Regions from separate parts of the Homo sapiens genome. Here region 2 is linked to region 1. Evidence: chromatin loops called from intact Hi-C (ENCODE). Cell type or tissue: PC-3. All regions are shown on one strand. Each heading gives the region's core, and the rest is flanking DNA. Links, peaks and the distances in the headings are about the cores only. Region 1 overlaps HELZ (helicase with zinc finger). Region 2 has its middle 50 kb from the start of CACNG4.

Evidence for each region. A loop is a pair of places that touch in the nucleus more often than their neighbours do. Peaks named below come from ENCODE experiments on the same cell type or tissue, not always from the same donor. Only the 100,000 strongest peaks of a DNase experiment are listed, where the experiment ranks them.
Region 2: a loop joins it to region 1, with 18 times the contacts of the local background. A loop is called at or near these places in 15 of 110 quality-filtered maps.

Annotation. Positions count from the first base shown.
Region 1 is chr17:67,155,787-67,161,164 of GRCh38, forward strand. HELZ (helicase with zinc finger) reads right to left here. Exons shown (of 33, transcript NM_014877.4): 16 at 5,111-5,290; 17 at 4,475-4,576. Among named protein-coding and RNA genes, the nearest start is that of HELZ-AS1, 86 kb to the right of the region's middle. In PC-3, for the core only: a CTCF peak has its summit at 2,524 (motif pointing left); DNase peaks (open chromatin) are centred at 885 and 2,505; H3K27ac peaks cover 1,246 bases.
Region 2 is chr17:66,912,116-66,917,493 of GRCh38, forward strand. No RefSeq gene overlaps it. Among named protein-coding and RNA genes, the nearest start is that of CACNG4, 50 kb to the right of the region's middle. In PC-3, for the core only: a CTCF peak has its summit at 3,175 (motif pointing right); a DNase peak (open chromatin) is centred at 3,186.

The sequences.
Region 1 (5,378 bases), core at 279-5,278:
AGATAGCCCCACTGCACTCTATTTTGGGCAACAAAGCAAGACTCTGTCTTAAAAAAGAAAAAAAAAAAAGAAGCTACAATAGAAAGTCAACAAATATCCAAAACCAAATTAAGACATAACAGTTGATATATGTATGTGTGTGTGTATATATTATACATATATACACATATAATTTTTATTTTTATGTATTATATATTCATAATTTGTTATATAATATATACACACATAATTTTTATATATTATATTTATAATTTAGAAAAATGGAAGTATCAAAAGAAACTGCTAAAAAAGTAAAAAATTCCCTTGGGAATGATATTTGGTGAACAATGGCTAGGTTAATTAAAAAAAACAAAACATTTTTTGCTACCAACTTTAAAATACAACATGACCTTTTGTAATAGTGTATGCATGTGATTTTTTAATAAATATAAATACTAATCTAAAACAAAAGCTAATTATTTGAGTCATTATGAGAAAAAAAATTACCAATATTTGAATTTAACCTGTCACTTACAGGTGGCTTTTTAAAATTAAAATTATCTAGTTTCTCCCATATAAAAAGAATATTTACTTAAATCCTCATATTCTCCCAGCCACTGCCCAACCTCTCCCCTCCTTTCACAGCCAGGCTTCTTAGAAGTATTATCCAGATTGTTCTCTCCAGTTACCAACCTCCTATTCACTCCTCTAAACATTCAACATGGCTTACCCTCCATCTAATCAAGGGACATAAACAACTTCTACATCACTAAATCACATCGATGTTTCCAGGCCCAGCGAGTTACCTGACTTGGCAGCATGCAAAGTTCCGCTGTTGCTCCCTCCCAGGAACTCTCCCCTCAGCTTCCATGACTCAAGCTTTCTCTGCTTCCCTTCTAACTCTCCAGCCCTCCTCTCCCCTAACAATCTCATCTATGCTCACGCTTCAATCACCACCAATACCCTAGTGACTCACACATTTTCTCTCTCCAGCCAAGACCTCACCTCTGAGCTCCAATTAATATTTCATTGTAAAATTGAAAAAAAAAAAGTGGTTTTTCAAATTACTCATTTATATAGTATGGATATTTGTTCCCATCAAAATCTCACGTTGAAATGTAATCCCCAGTGTTGGAGGTAGGGCCCAGTGGGAGGTGTCTGAATCATGGCGGCAGATCCCTCATGAAGGGCTTGGGCCATCCCCTTGATGATAAGTAAGCTTTTGCTCTGAAATCTGGTCTTAAAAGTGTGTGGCACCTCCCACACGTACACTCACTCTCACTTGCTCCTGATTTCACCATGTGACATCCTGCTCCCCCTTCGCCTTCCACCACGATTGTAGCTTCCTGAGGCCTCCCTAGAAGCTGAGCAGATGCCAGCACCATGCTTTCTATAAAGCCTGCAGAACCATGAGCCAATTAAACCTCTTTTCTTTATAAATTATCCAGTCTCAGGTATTTCTTTATAGCAATGCAAGAACGGCCTAATACACTCATCAACTAACTCCAAGCACCTGCTTCTTCCTCAAAGAGGGGGGAAAAAAAGAAAGAAACTGAAGTTCTAAGTCTCACTGCTGACGTTTTCACAATTACCTTGGAAAGCTACCTCAAGTTGAAGCTAGTAAGAATACAAAGCTTGATCGCTGAGCCAATTTTCTTGAAAGCATAATATTCTAGTCCCAACTTTTAAAAGATTTTAAAATATTCTCTGTACTTTCATTTTGTGCAACATTTAAGTTAGACACTGTCTAAAAGATTATTTAAAACACAGCCAACATTTTTTTAAAATTGGAGAATTGACGGTAACAAGACAGTTTCAAGTTCACAGTATAAAATATAAGTAATACCAATTAAGGAATTTACATATTTTCCAGAAAGAAACCAATCCACATATCCCACACGAATTATAAGAGAGAGTCTGGTAATATATAATTTTAATTCACTGAAATTTTATTCCTGTAGTAAATTTATATGCAACAAATAACCCCCAAAATGTTATTACTTAAAAGACTATGAATAAGAATGACCTGATCACAGAAGAATATGCTTCTTTGAAGATCAATATAAAACAACAATTACCTTCCATTTTCCCAGAAAGCAGGAAATACACCCCTCCATAGATGACCTCTATCTGCAAAGCCATAAATCTGCCAGAACCAGATACTGATCTTGAGAACCACACACAAAAATATTTTCCCCTCTATTCCATTTTAAAATCTTCTAGTTCTAGTGAAGAAGTAAAAACTGAAACTAAACATGATCTAAAATGGTTTCTAAAATCTCCATCTCCAAATATTTTAAGTTCAGCTCAACTCCTGGCAACTAAAAGAATTTTACAAATTTTAACCATGAAGTATGTATATTTAAGCACATTTACAACTGTATTCACTATGTAATGTTTTGACTATTTTCACACTATAGCACTTTCCAGGGCCTGTTCCAGCCTATATCATGAAGAGAGCAAACTCTTCATGAGCCTTGCTCCCTAGAGACACCCATCTTCATGGTCATGAGCAGACACTTAGTGCCCTCTTGTGTTCTTTCCTCTGCATCCTGGGACAATTCAGATAAAGCTAATCTTCCCAGAGCACTCAGTCATTCTAATCTTCTCTATTCCATTTCACATGCCTCCCATGTTTGTTGTCTATTAGAAAAATTATAAATTAATGAGTTAATGTAATAATAGTGCTAATAAATCTGAACTCAATGCATGAATATTCTTAAGAAATACATTTGCAAGTTAACACCTTTCCCAAAGAGAAAAACTATGGCAAAAATGCAGGACTACATAAAGAAAATATTTGGGAAGTCAGGCTTTTTCTTACTTTATTCCATTTACTAAATGAAATCACATGAAATTTGCATTTGAATATATTTATAAATGTTTTTCCATCTTGGGCTGAACCACTTTCGAGACTTACAGACAGGTGTAAGTCTCTCTGTAAGTTAAAGGGCGAGTCTCGATACTTGGGCCACAACAACTATACATGTACCCTACTGAACATAACTTCTTATTCTGCATATCTAGATGCACCACATGTTTGATTATAACCTCCAAAAAATAATTTTACATGGAAAAAGCTAAATATAAGCTAGTCGAGTGACGGATTTAGTGTTCATCAGCAACAGCTCTACAGCCCCAAGTGTCAAATGACCTATGCTAAGTCGACCGAGATTTGAGGGGGCTTTACTCCACTGTTTTCACACCAAGTACACCACGATAACTGAGAAGGTCACACTTCCTATGTAACACACACATGCTCACTCTACCAACAATATAAGTGAACAAAACAACTTATATCATTAAAGTAAGAACACCTATAGCAAAAATGCTAACTACTCAACTTTCACTTACAAGCTCAGAGATTAGATTCTGAAGCAAACTATTTATTGATGAATGCATCCTTCAATAAATACCATGTTTTCATTTACAGTGATAGTGATTGTATATATGTAATATTTTCTCATTAAATACAACCAGATTCTATTTAAAATAATTACTGCTTCTTAATCTTCCAAAGTAAAAATAAAATATGGCATAAAAACCCGTGTTAATGGGTCACACCACTTTTTTCCTCTTTTGTTTTTTTAATGGAACTCTAAGATCATTCAAACAGCTTTGGTTATGATTACTGAAGAATTAAATAACATAATTTCATTTTTCCATGCTTGAGCTCAAGTAGAAATAAAACGTTAGTGACTTATGATTCAAAAGTGCAGTTAGAAATTAATTTATAAACAATTGTATTCAAACAACCTAGGGCATGACATATTAGTTTGTAAAATGGCAAAACTAAACATTAATTCATATAACAATGAAAGCAAATGGTATAATAAATAACAATTTGATGATTCTTTATTGTTTTCTGAAGAAAAGGATTTTTATTCCCCCATATCCTATATTTAAGTACATTTCATGTCCATATATACTCAGAGGACCTTTCTATATCAACCTTAAATTTTCTTTGACACTTTGTCTCTTAAATGGTAGCAAAAGTTGTTAAATACCAGTCAAGTACATTTTGTTGCAGAAATCATTTCAGTATTTCATGTTTATCTAATGTGTAGCTTCTATGAAATTACCTGCATGATCACAGCCAAAATTTTATTTTCATAAAGAACTGTCCACTGCATGACTAATCTGCCATGCAAAATATGTTAGAATTTTTACTGAACTAGATTTAATTTAAGTTATCATATTTATATTATTTCATCATACTAGCTTTTAGAGGTACATATCAAAATCTACTCAGGTTGAAACAATACACACAAAACTTAAAAAAGGATGTCTTTCTCTTACTTAATGTTTAAGAAATGAATAGTCAAAGATTTTTACATTTTTCCTTAATTTAAACAGTTTCTTCAAAAGACATAACCTCTAAATGTCAATGCATAAAGACTTTGGTATTTCCAAAGTTACTAAAATCTTTACAGACACCTTTTCTTAAGAATAATAAAGTATGATACAGATACATAATAAGCCTTAAAAAAAATACCTGAGAGGTCTTGCCTGGGGATTGCCTGCTTCTACATATGGATGTAAATAATCCTTTATGTAGAGATCAGCAGCACTATTAGAATGGGTGCAAATGAGAATCCTGCTGAAATAAATGGTGCAAATAAAAAGAATGATAAAACACAAAACTATTCAAGCAGTATAATACCAAAAAAAAAAGCAGTGGCCATCCTAATATTATACAATTCCCTTACCCTACTCAGTAATCCCTAGCATTATTCAGTGATACCTTTAGGAAATTACACTACTCTTTAAGTTAAAAAGGAAGTACCCCAAAATTATTTTTAAGTCTATCATATAAAATATACACATATATTTAAACCCAAGTCTTCTGGCTCTAATAGATACCACAATTCCATAGCAAACTTGTTCTGATGGCTATTTAAAAACTATTTTAAAACTTACTGTCTATACTACCAATTCTAAAAACAGTATGTTTTAAGAGAATTCAAATTTTTAGTGCTCTGGGGTTTGGATTTACGGCTTTTCCTTTTCTCTTTTTTTCATGTTTAAGAGCTGCATGAAAACTGTCTTGCTAGCCCTCATTGTGTATTTAAAACAAGAACAGAGGTAGTATCCTACCAGGGAAATATGAGCACGCTTCCCACCCTCTCACCTAGTCTCCTGTTGCTGCAGAATATGTTTGACAGCCTGAGCTAGAGTGAACGTTTTGCCTGTCCCATAGGGTCCGATGATAAGCACAGGCGGCAGCTGGATTGCAAGTGGAGTGGTAATGGCCAGAACAGCCTCTTTCTGTTTTGCATTTAGTCGAGGATCCAACTGTTCATCCCATTGTCTATGGAAAATAAAAATTTATGTTAAACACATGCATCTCGTTAATAAATAGAACATAACACACGAGTATCGTGAATTTCAGTGAACCA
Region 2 (5,378 bases), core at 239-5,238, 240 kb before region 1:
CGCCTCAGTCTCCTGAGTAGCCAGGACTACAAGGTGCCACCATCATGCCTGGCTAATTTGTGTATTTTTGGTAGAGATGGGGTTTTCCCATGTTGCTCAGGCTGGTCTTGAACTTCTGGACTCAAGTGATCCACCAATCTCAGCCTCTCAAAGTGCTGGGATTACAGGCATGAACCATTGTGCCTGGCCAGGATGGTCTTTTTTGACCTATCTGCCATCAGATACAGTTGATTAATTCCTCCTCCTCGAAGCACGACCTTCATCTGTCCTTCAGGATACATCCCTCCCAGACACTCACTCTCCAGCCCCTTCCCTGACTCCTCCTCATCGAAGGCTTCCAGGGCTCAGTTCCTTGACGTTTTCTCTCCTCTGTACTTGTTCCTTGGGGAGTCCATCTGATCTCATGGTTTACATACCACACACATGTCTACACCGACACATCCCAAACATACATCTCCACCGAGACCCAGCCCCTGAGCTCCAAACCCCAGTTGGCTGGTTGACTTCTCCACCAGAAGAGCTAATAGACATCACTCATTTAACTTCTGGAACTGAACTTCTGACTCCACCCAAAGGCCACTCCCCGTCAGTCTTCCTAATTCTCGTAATGACTGTGCCATTCTTCATTGCTCTGAGCAAACCTCTTAGGATCTTTTTTAGCTCTTTGCTTCTTCCCACCTTCTCCCAACCCAATCATCTTGGCTCTACCTTCAAAATACATCCAGAATCCACATCCACTGATAGATGAATGGATAAACAGAATGTGGCTTAGTCACACAATGGAATATTGTTCAGCCTTTAAAAGGAAGGCAATTCTGCCACATGCTGCCACATGGATGGGCCTTGAAGACACTAGACTAGGTGAAATAAGCCAGGCACAAAAGGAAAAATACTGTACAACTTCAATTATATGAAGTACTTGGAATAGTCAAATTCCTACAGACAGAAAGAAGAAGAGGGGTTGCCAGGAGCTAGGGGAGTGGGAGACGGAGAGTGAGTGTTTAACGAAGACAAGGTTACAGTTTTGCAGGATGAAGAGTTCTGTGGAAGGGAGGTGGCGGTGGTTGCATAGCAGCGTGAATGTATGTAAGGCTACTACTGAACTCTGCACTGAAAAATGGTTAAGATGGGGCTGGGCGTGGTGGCTCATGCCCCTAATCCCAGCACTTTGGGAGACTGAGGTAGGTGGATCACTTGAGGTCAGGAGTTCAAGACCAACCCGGCCAACATGGTGAAACACCTACTAAAAATACAAAACTTAGCCAGGCGTGGTAGCACGCCTGTAGTCCCAGCTACTTGGGAGGCTGAGGCAGGTTGAACCTGGGACACGGAGGTTGCAATGAGCCAAGATCGTGCCACTGCACTCCAGCCTGGGGTGACAGAGTGAGATCCCATCTCAAATAAATAAATAAATAAATAAATAAAATGTTTAAGATGATAAATTTTATGTCTTGTGTATTATACCACAGTTAAAATAAATTTTTATAAAACACTGGGCCGGGCGCGGTGGCTCACGCCTGTAATCCCAGTACTTTGGGAGGCTGAGGAGGGAGGATCACAAGGTCAGGAGATGGAGACCATCCTGGCCAACATGGTGAAACCCTTTCTCTACTAAAAATATAAAAATCAGCTGGGCATGGTGGCATGTGCTTGTAATCCCAGCTACTTGGGAGGCTGAGGCAGGAGAATCGCTTGAACCAGGGAGTTGGAGGTTGCAGTGAGCTGAGATTGTGCCACTGCACTCCAGCCTGGAGACAGAGTGAGACTCCATCTCAAAAACAAAACAAAACAAAACAAAACCAAAAAACCCACCTAGAATCTGATCCCTTCTTACCCACTTTATTGCTACCATCCCCGTCCGAGCCACAGACAACTCTCACTGGAATTATTGACATGGTCTGTGGTCTCCGCCAGCAGCCAGGAGGATCTCGGGAAATCCGAGCCCTCCATAGCTCCCCTCTCACCCTCTGGGTTACAGCAGCCTTACAACATCAGTGGGCTCAGCTGCTGGCTGTCTCCAAATGAGGCAAAGAGAAGGTCAGGGCCGAAGTCCTGGGTCTGCACTAGAGGCTGCGTGCTTTCCTGGCCTCACCTCTCACTTCTTCCCCCTCCGTGGATCCCCCCAGCATGCTTCCCTGCCCCAGGGCAGCTGCTTCCTACCCCTGAAACTCTCTTATTTTCTTTCTCTTTTTTTTTTTTTTGAGACAGGATCTCTCTTTATCGCCCAGGCTGGAGTATAGTGGCAAGATCACAGCTCACTGCAGCCTCAACCTCCGGGCTCAAGCAATCCCCCCACCTTAGCTCCCTAAAGTAGCTGAGACTACAGATGCACACCACTATGTCTGGCTAATTTCTGTATTTTTTTGTAGAGATGGGCTCTCACTATATTGTCCAGGTTGGTCTCAAACTCCCGAGCTCAAGTGATCTACCCTCCTTGGACTCCCAAAGTGCTGGGATTATAGGTGTGGGCCACCTCACCTGGACCTGAAACTCTCTTCTAATCAATATCTGCTTGGCTACCCCTGTCACCCCTTCAGTCTTTTCTGACCTTCTTGGCCAGGCCTTCCCTTGCTGGACCATTGAACATTGCAACTCCAGCCAAGCACCCCCTACCTCTCTTCCTGGACTATTTCCCTCCACCTGCAAACACCCGACACGCTTAGCATTCTGGTGTGTTCTTCACTGTGTATCTCCCTCACTAGAACATAAGCTCACGAGGGCAGGGATTTTTGTCTACTCTGATCACTGACATATCCACAGTGCCTAAACCAGGGCGTGGCAGATATCAGGTGGTCAATAAACCTTTGGTGCATGGAAAAGTGAGGGAATCCATGGCCAAGTTATTTCACCCCATGATGCTTCTGTGAGGCCGTCCAGGATGGTGCTTTGCAAACTTTAGAATGTGTCATAATGACACAGAAAGCTGGTCGAGTGGACAGCTGGACTCTGCCCCAGAGATTCTGCTTTGGGGTCTCGGGAGGAGGTGAGATGCACCATTTCTAAGAAGTCCTGGGTCTTGCTGATGCTGTGGCTGGTCCAGTATTTCACTGCTGTTCAGGGGTTAGATGAAACCCTGGGGCAGGGAGAGGGAGGCAGGCACCTACCAGGGACAGTGGTATGATGAGAGCCTCCCTTGTGCCAATGGAGCTCCCACTGGCTTTGCCAGCCCAGGAGGGGGAGCCTCTGCCTGCTGGAAGCTCTGCAGAAGTGGGAGGTGGAAGGGAGGCTGGCAGGAGCCACCCCGGAAATCAGCACTGGGGCAGCACTCAGCCCTCCTTCCTGCCAGGGTGTCCAGCCCAGACTTGACCCACTGGCCAGGAAATAGCAGGAGATGTGTCCTTGGTGCACAAGCAGCCCGGAAAACCCCCTTTGCCCCCGAAAACCAGTTGTCGTCACTTTAAGGAAGCACTTATAGATCCCACGCAGGTCCTGAGCCGCACCCAGTCACACAGGTGCCGATCTCACCTGCATTCTCTCTGTTCATTTGTAATTCCACCCCCTCCTCCCCATCTTCCTCTTCCTTCTCTCTCTCTCTCTCTCACACACACACACACACATGTGCACGCACACACACACACACGATCATCCCTCCTAACTCCTCCACCTCACACACAGAAGGCATGCATCCCTCATCCCACCCACAGAAGTCCACACGCAAGTGCACCCCTCACATCTTACACTCCTACCTCTCCCACAAGCATGCACACGTGTGTGCCTGCAGCTCATGTACACAGAAAGGCCCAAAGGGTCTCTGCCAATCTCCTCACCCACACACACCTCGAACGCACCTCTCTCCAGAAAGACACATATGCAAGCCCAGAGCCTCACCCATACCCATGCCTGACACACACACACACATGCACACAGGCACACACACATTCTTGAGCACATGCATGCACGCACACACAGCATGCACACACAGGCGCATGCACACACGGACATGCACAGACACACGCACGTGCACAGGTGCACACACGCACACACCACCCCTTCTTCCCCTAAGTCTTCTCTAGGAGTTTTTGGTCCTAGCTTTGCTCTGCCATCTTGAAGACACGTCCCACAGGGTATGGCTTCCGTCACGCCCAAATTCCTGTCCTGAGCCTTGATCTGCCCACCCTCAGGCCCACCTCCGGGAGAGGAGATGCATGCTCAGGATACTCTCCAGGAGCAGCTAGGAGGCGGCATTCTAGAATCAACACCACTCATTTCTGCAGGTGCAGGGGAATCATCATCCTGCTAGCAAGCAAAGGCACCTGTAGTCTGCTGGGCGCTGTTCAGACCCCAGGAAATGAGAAATAAGAAGCTTCAGGCCCTGCCTTTAAAGAGCTCACAATCCAGGCAAGAGAGTAGAGGGGCAGCTCTGGATGTTAGGTGCTATTATATGGTTACTGGAGACCCTGGGGACCCAGATGGGAGTTGTCAGACCTGCTTGGATGGACTACAAAGGGGAGGATGGTTGGGCAGGGCCTTAAAGAGTGAGCAGGCATTTGGCCAGGCAGGCAAGGAGCCTAAGACACTCCAGGCAGCAGAGAAAGGACAGAGACCTAAGTGAGCTTGCCCCCCTTGGGGAGCTACCAATCGTTTTGTGTGATCACAGCAAGGCAGGGAGGTGGAGGGCAAGTGGAGGATGCGAGGCTGGAGAAGTAAAGGGACCTCATCACTAAGGAGCTGGTGCAAGACTACGGTGCTTGGGCAGCCTTATTGTTTGGGTGATGGAGAGCTGTTGGAAGTCACTAGATTTGTGTTACATGGGGGTCACGCTGGTGGAGACAGAAAGGAGTGGGAATGGTACTAGAGATAGAAAGGCCCAGAGGCACCCATGGATATAGCATAGGATTAGATTTGGCTACAAAAAATCCAAAATAATAGTAGCTTAACAAGGTAAAATTCTTAATTCTCTCTCATATCCAAGAAGCGGGGAGGTATGGCTTGTGTGGCTCTCATGGTATCAGGGACCTAGGCTTTCTATCTTGTTGTTGTGACACAAAGGGATTCCATTCCTATAATCATGTGATCCAAAGTGGCTGCTGGAGCTCCAGGCATCACATCTACATTCCAGTTAGGGGGAAAAGGGAAAAGAAAACAATACCTTCTATTTAAGGACAATTACTAAAAGTTACCTATACAAATTATCTTACATAGTTTAGGGTGGGATGTAGTCATATGGGTCTCACCTTGCTACAAAGAGAGGCTAGGAAATGCAGTCTTTATTCAAGGTGGCCAGGTGCCCAGCCAAACACTAAGGGTTCTGTGACTATGGCACTTGGTGGTGGAGTGGTCGTGAGCCTGGCTTTAGCTGGGAGGCTTCTACACTACATTACTTTGACCAAAGGCAGACACATGAACACACCCACCTTCCTCCCTCAGACGATATTCTC